Regions from separate parts of the Mus musculus genome. Here region 1 is linked to region 2. The links are chromatin loops, found by intact Hi-C in ENCODE. Cell type or tissue: heart. All regions are shown on one strand. Links, peaks and the distances in the headings refer to the core of each region. The heading gives the core; the rest is flanking DNA.

What was found. A loop is a pair of places that touch in the nucleus more often than their neighbours do. Peaks named below come from ENCODE experiments on the same cell type or tissue, not always from the same donor. Only the 100,000 strongest peaks of a DNase experiment are listed, where the experiment ranks them.
Region 1: it touches region 2 in a loop (2.3-fold over the local background); 2 of 42 quality-filtered maps call a loop at or near these places.

The regions. Positions count from the first base shown.
Region 1 is chr1:161,685,996-161,688,918 of GRCm38, reverse strand. No RefSeq gene overlaps it. Among named protein-coding and RNA genes, the nearest start is that of Gm31869, 80 kb to the left of the region's middle. In heart, for the core only: CTCF peaks have their summits at 960 and 1,161 (motif pointing right); no DNase peak of the experiment used is centred there.
Region 2 is chr1:161,493,350-161,496,272 of GRCm38, reverse strand. Tnfsf18 (tumor necrosis factor (ligand) superfamily, member 18) reads right to left here and starts at 1,616. Exons shown (of 3, transcript NM_183391.3): 1 at 1,426-1,616. The coding sequence starts at 1,560. In heart, for the core only: no CTCF peak of the experiment used is centred there; a DNase peak (open chromatin) is centred at 1,742.

The DNA of each region.
Region 1 (2,923 bases), core at 118-2,617, 190 kb before region 2:
GAAAGTATTAAAACATTAAGACACTAATGCTGCGCCTTGTGGAATTTTGAGTGGTTTTTATTTCTCTCTCTCCACAAGAAATCCATACATTTTCTTTAATTACATCTATTACTTTTCAGAAAGAAAAGAAAACAACAACAAAACAACCAAGGGAGAAAAGCCAAACGGTAAAGGCATTAAAGTGTTGATTTTCTCAAAAAAATTATTTAATTATCACTCAAACAGTGTGTCAAACAGCCAAGGTTACTTGTGTTTTGGAGGGCTCCAATGTAAGAGGTTTGATTGCTGCTGTATTTGGGGTCTTGCATCACCCAATTAGCACATTCTAATTATGTTATTAGGCTGACTCTTAATTCCTGTTTTGCCATTGCATTTGAGCTTGCATACTGTAAAATTGCTATTTTGTTGTAACTCAGATTAAAACAAGATATTGTGTCTCTCTCACAACAGAATGATTGTTGCTAAAGATTAAGTTGAGATCAAAGCTTTGTCTCTCGGCATTTAGTTAACATACTGAACTTAAGACAGAGGTAGATACTACAGTGGGTTTCAGTGAGAACATCAGATCTTCCAAAGGTGGGGGGGGGTGTTGTTATTAGGGGCAAGGACTCATAGAGTTTGAAGGGAGATGAGGAACATTATAGAAGTGATGATATCAGAATGCATCAAATACATACATGAAAGCATCAAAGAACACACCTAATAAAAACATAAAGCTATGATTTTGTATGTGCTTTCATTTCATTTGCGGGCACTTAGAGATGCCTACAGTATCCACGAGGGTAAAGTAAGAAATTTGAAAACCTAAGCAAGGCTCCTCTGTTTTCACTGCAAAATAAAGCTCATCTAAACTCTCAGCCCCAGAATTCTGTAATTCAACACAGTAGCCAGCTTCTAATGCATGCGTGCGTGTGAAAGTGTGTGCGTGCACAAGTGTGTCTCAGGAGTCGAATGACCCTTTCACAGGGGTCATCTAAGATCACCGGAAAATACAGACATTTACATTACAATTCGTAACAGTAGCAAAATTAAAGTTGTGATATAACAACAAAAATAATTTTATGGTTGGGGTCACCACAACGTGAGGAACTGCATTTGAAGGGTCGCGGAGTTAGAAAAGTGGAGAACCGCTGTACTAGGGGAAATCGCTACTTCTGAGAGTGGCCACGTGGTGGCGCAGTGACACCTGGCAAAAGTGGCTCTCAGCTAATTCAGAAGCAAAAAGATTAGATCCCTAAAGGAGGGTCTTCACCTACTCCAGGGAACCTAGAAAGAGGGGAAATGGTCCCTGGTGCTTCTGGCTTCCAGAAACAGATTCATACGCCGTTCTAATATTTCTGTTGAAAATGCCGTTGCCCTTCTTCCAGAGGCATGCATGAAACTTTTTCTTCCAGTCTTTTTTGTGAAAGAGACACCCCTATCTTTGTAGTTATCTTTGTAGCTATTCAGTTTTTATTTGGCTAGGAATTGGATTTCATTAGGAATCCCCCTGTTCACTGTGCGCTTCTGCACTCCTTATGCCTTTGGTTTAAATTGGGTTTCCCGTGGGTCTACCTCGCCTCTACCCAATCAAAAATCTCTTTTCAGCTACGTTATGATGCGTCATGATTGTAATTCATCTTATTCAGCTCATCACCGTGTGGGGGTCCGCCTCACTTTCTAAAGGTCACTGGTGAACTTCACACCGCTGAGTGGTGGGTGGCTTTCTCAGTCTTTCTCTGTGTCTTCACTTTACGTTGCTGACTGTAATCTCTCCTGGCACCCTTCTTACTTAACAAAGTTTATGACATTTATAGTTCTTTAATATGCATGTACGTTTGGTGGGAGGAGGAAAGACGTGTGCCACAGCGTTCATGGGGAAGTCAGAGAACAACCTTCAGGAGTCCATTCTTTTTGTTTGTTTGATTTTTGAGATTATAATTTAATTTTCATTTCTTTGTCCCCTTTCCTCTCTTTAAGCTCTCCTATGTAATCCTCTCTGCTCTTCTTCAAGTTCATGGCCTCTTTTTCATTAACTGCATGCATGCATGTATATGTATACACATATGTATTCCTATAAACAATCTATTCAGCTGGTATAGTATTATCTGTATGTGTGTTTTTAGGGCTGGCCATTTGGTACCAGGCAACCAGTTGGAGTGCTCTTCCCTGAGGAAGGACCACTCTCCTGCCTTCTTCCACCATGTGGGTCCCAGGGATCAAACTCAGGTCCTCAGGCTTGGCTGCAAGCGCCGCTACCCACTGAGCCACGTTGCTGGCCCCCTCATACCTCTTTGGCCATTCATTTCCAACTTTTATGACTTTTTCTATTTCCTCTGTCCATTAGCTACTGATGCACCCCAATATTCTTCTCTCCTTGCCCCCAAAGTCTTTTTTCATCCTTGTGTCACAAACATTGTTAGGACACTGTGGGTGCACATAGGAGGCTATGAGCAGAGAATAGCAAGAAGAAAGGTTTAATTTATGTCAAATTTGAGGTCTCTATGGACTGTGTGGAACTAAGGGTTATGTACACAGGCAAGGTTAAAGCATGGATTAGATCACCATCAGTAGCATCCCTAGCTGCCCGGGCCAGAGACAGTAGAGTCGTTTGACAATCAGGCAGGTTCATTGGTTTGGGCTCTTAATGATGTTTGAATCTGTCTTTGCCCCTCTCCCCCAGCCAATAGTGTTCTGCCCTCTCCTTTCTGGCTTGGAAGGCTGTTTACTGTAGCCTCCTTTCTCCTGACTTGAATCCCTGAAGTATGTTTTCTAATAGGTAGAGAAAATATTTTGTCTAAAGCAAAGGTGAATCATTTAACTTTTTTTTTTTTTTTTGGTTTGGTTTTTTGTTTTTGTTTGTGTTTTGTTTTTACTTTTGGCTTTTTATTTTACTCAAACACTTTAAGTCATCCTAGATTAGAGTGTGAAATGTGTAATATCA
Region 2 (2,923 bases), core at 310-2,809:
CAACACTCATTGCTTCAGAAAGTTCGTGTCTTGGTTCATTCTTTGGAAGGGTGGGGCTGGGGTTAGAACTCCCTCTGCCTTTGATCCATTTGTACAGTTACAGACTACAGATTAATGGGCTCCTATGTAAGTCTTTAGCCAGTACCATACTAAGTAACCTCGAATCAACAGTGCATTACTTCCTCCTGCATCTTTTCTCAATATCTTGCCAATATAGAACCATACCTTTAAGACCATCTCTGGTTGGTCTCTTTAGAAAAATGTTCCTGGGCTCACATCACAACCCTTTCTTACACAGCTATGCGTCATTTAATTCTGCCCAAGATTTAGTATATTTTAATATAAATAGGCCAACCCTTGAATTATATAATGTCTTATTTAATATTTGATTCCTTTCTGGCTTTTCTGGTCAATGCTTTTTTTGGTTTTTTTTGTTTTGTTTTGTTTTGTTGTTTTTTTTTTTTTTTGTCTGTTTGTTTTGGTTTGGTTTTTGCTGTTTTTTTTTCTCTCTCTCTCTCTCTGCAGCCCTGGCTGTTCTGTATGAGAGAACACTTCTAGAAAAACCTAATTGATATACATTTCCAGTTCATATCCCATCTAGACCCACAATTTACACTAGAGTTCAATGGGAAATTCCTGATAACCATCAGGGGCTTCCCAAACAGACATGTGCTCCTCCCTCCTCCATGAAGCCTTCCCTGGTCACCCAAGCCCAAAGTTATTCCCCTCATAAACCACAACTATATGGTTTATCCTTCTCCTAGGTCAATTACTGCGCGCTATAATTACAGCTAGCAGGATGCCAAGTAAACAGAGCCATTCCCTTATCACCATGTTGCAGACCTAAAAACTAGAATCAGAACAACGATACAACTTACTCAAATTTGCACAGCTGGTTATGGGGAGGCTAATCTAGAACTGGAACCCAGGATTTCCTTTTTTTCTACTTTGACACCATGCCCTTCCTCAGCATGCAGTTGCTTCCTGTCACTGTCCCCCATTACTGTTTTGTATCTCTTCCCCCAATGAGACTACAGCTTGTCTGGGGTTACCCGAAGATTAGTACCATGGTTCAGGTCTTTTCTTTGCCAATCAAGAAGGTTCTAGTAGAGTCCCAGGAAGGACAAAAGAACTTCCACAGACACCTAAAGGCTCAGTTTAAACATGTAGTTCTATCTAGCTCACACCTACAGAGAATATATAGTATTTTCTAGTGTCTTTTGTCTTAAAACATTCGATGAATAAAAACACATTTGAAGAGCCATGTCATTACAAGGCTTAAATTGCTTACACTGTTTGTACTGTCAAATGTCTTCCTTCCCACTACCTCTAGCAATGCTGAATGGCAGTGATAATAACCAGACTAACAAATAAATAACCTTTATATGATATAATTAGCAGCTGTAGACTCTATGACCACCTTACCTTGAGTGAAGTATAGATCAGTGTACCCAAAGAACAGAGCAACATCAGTAACAGAGCCACTATGCACAAGAGCCATGACTTCTTGCACCTCTCTGCCCTTTGAGGACTTGATTCTCTCAAAGGCATTTCCTCCATGAGGCTAGAACTCGTTCTCTGATGGAATGAGAACTGGGGAAAGCAGATACCCACAAGTGATGGATGAACGATGCAATGTCATGTTTTATAGTAATTAGCCCCGTGGGTGTAGGAGGTGGAGTTTTCCTTTGGAACACTGCTAAGCACTCGCTGTCATCGTGGCACCAGGCCAAACATACAAAGGAATGAGAAGGCTTAGAGCCAACAGAAACACGGGAGGGGGGACAGAAGCCACTACAAGGGAAGTTCAGAAGGAAAAAAGTCTTTCCTCAAGCAAGAGGAAGTACTGTGTGCATGCACAGCCAGCCTCGGCTGCTGTAAGACGCTATGCATTCCAAATTATTTCCAAGTAAGAAAACAACTTATAAGACTAAATAAAATCTAAAACTAAGTTTTGTCCTACTGCAGATATAACGACTGGGTAAGTCAGAGAGGTGAGGAGCTGAAGAGTGAGGATGCGTGGTTTAAACAACACGGTTCTCGTGAAGTCATCACACTGCAGACTTCACATAGGTACCATTTTAGAGATACACGAGTTTTGTCAATCGCACCTAGGTGGGAGTTTTAAAACATCAAATCAAAGCTATAATCACACACACACACACACACACACACACACACACAATTCCCAGTTACAAAATGTGTTTATTCTGAAATAGACTTGAAATAAAGCTGCAGCTGGGGGCTGGAGAGATGGCTTGGCAAGTAAGAGCATGCGTTCCTCTTGCAAAGGATCGAAGTCTAGTTCCCAGCCACAGTGTGGTGTTTAACAACTGCCTATTACTCCAGTGCCGGGGAATCCAACTCCATCTTCTGACCCTCAAGGGATCAGACACACATGATACACATACATATATGTGGGCAAAAATGTATAAATATAAAATAAATATATTTTTTAAAAAGACCTGCAAATATATTACTAGAATTTAGCAAACATTAGTAAATAACATGATGGTCAATTTTCTCAAACTTGGACCATGTTGGAACCAAATTCCAATTCTAACACTGAGTAGAAATAAAACTATCATTTAAAAAGTTATTTCCGCAATAGTGTCTGGGTTTGGTGATTGTCTATGGGATGGATCCCCAGGTGGGGCAGTCTCTGGCTGGTCATTCCTTCAGTCTCTGTTCCACACCTTGTTTGTATAACTCTTTCCATGGGTATTTTGTTCACCCTTCTAGGAAGGATTGAAGCATCCACACTTTGGTCTTACTTTTTGAGTTTCATGTGGTTTGTGAGTGCTTGCAGCTAGGAGCCTGGTATAGCTGTCTCCTGAGAAGCTCTGCCAGTGCCTGACAAATACAGATGTGGGTGCTTACAGTCATCCACTGGAAGGAGCCCAGGGTCCCAAATGAAGGAGCT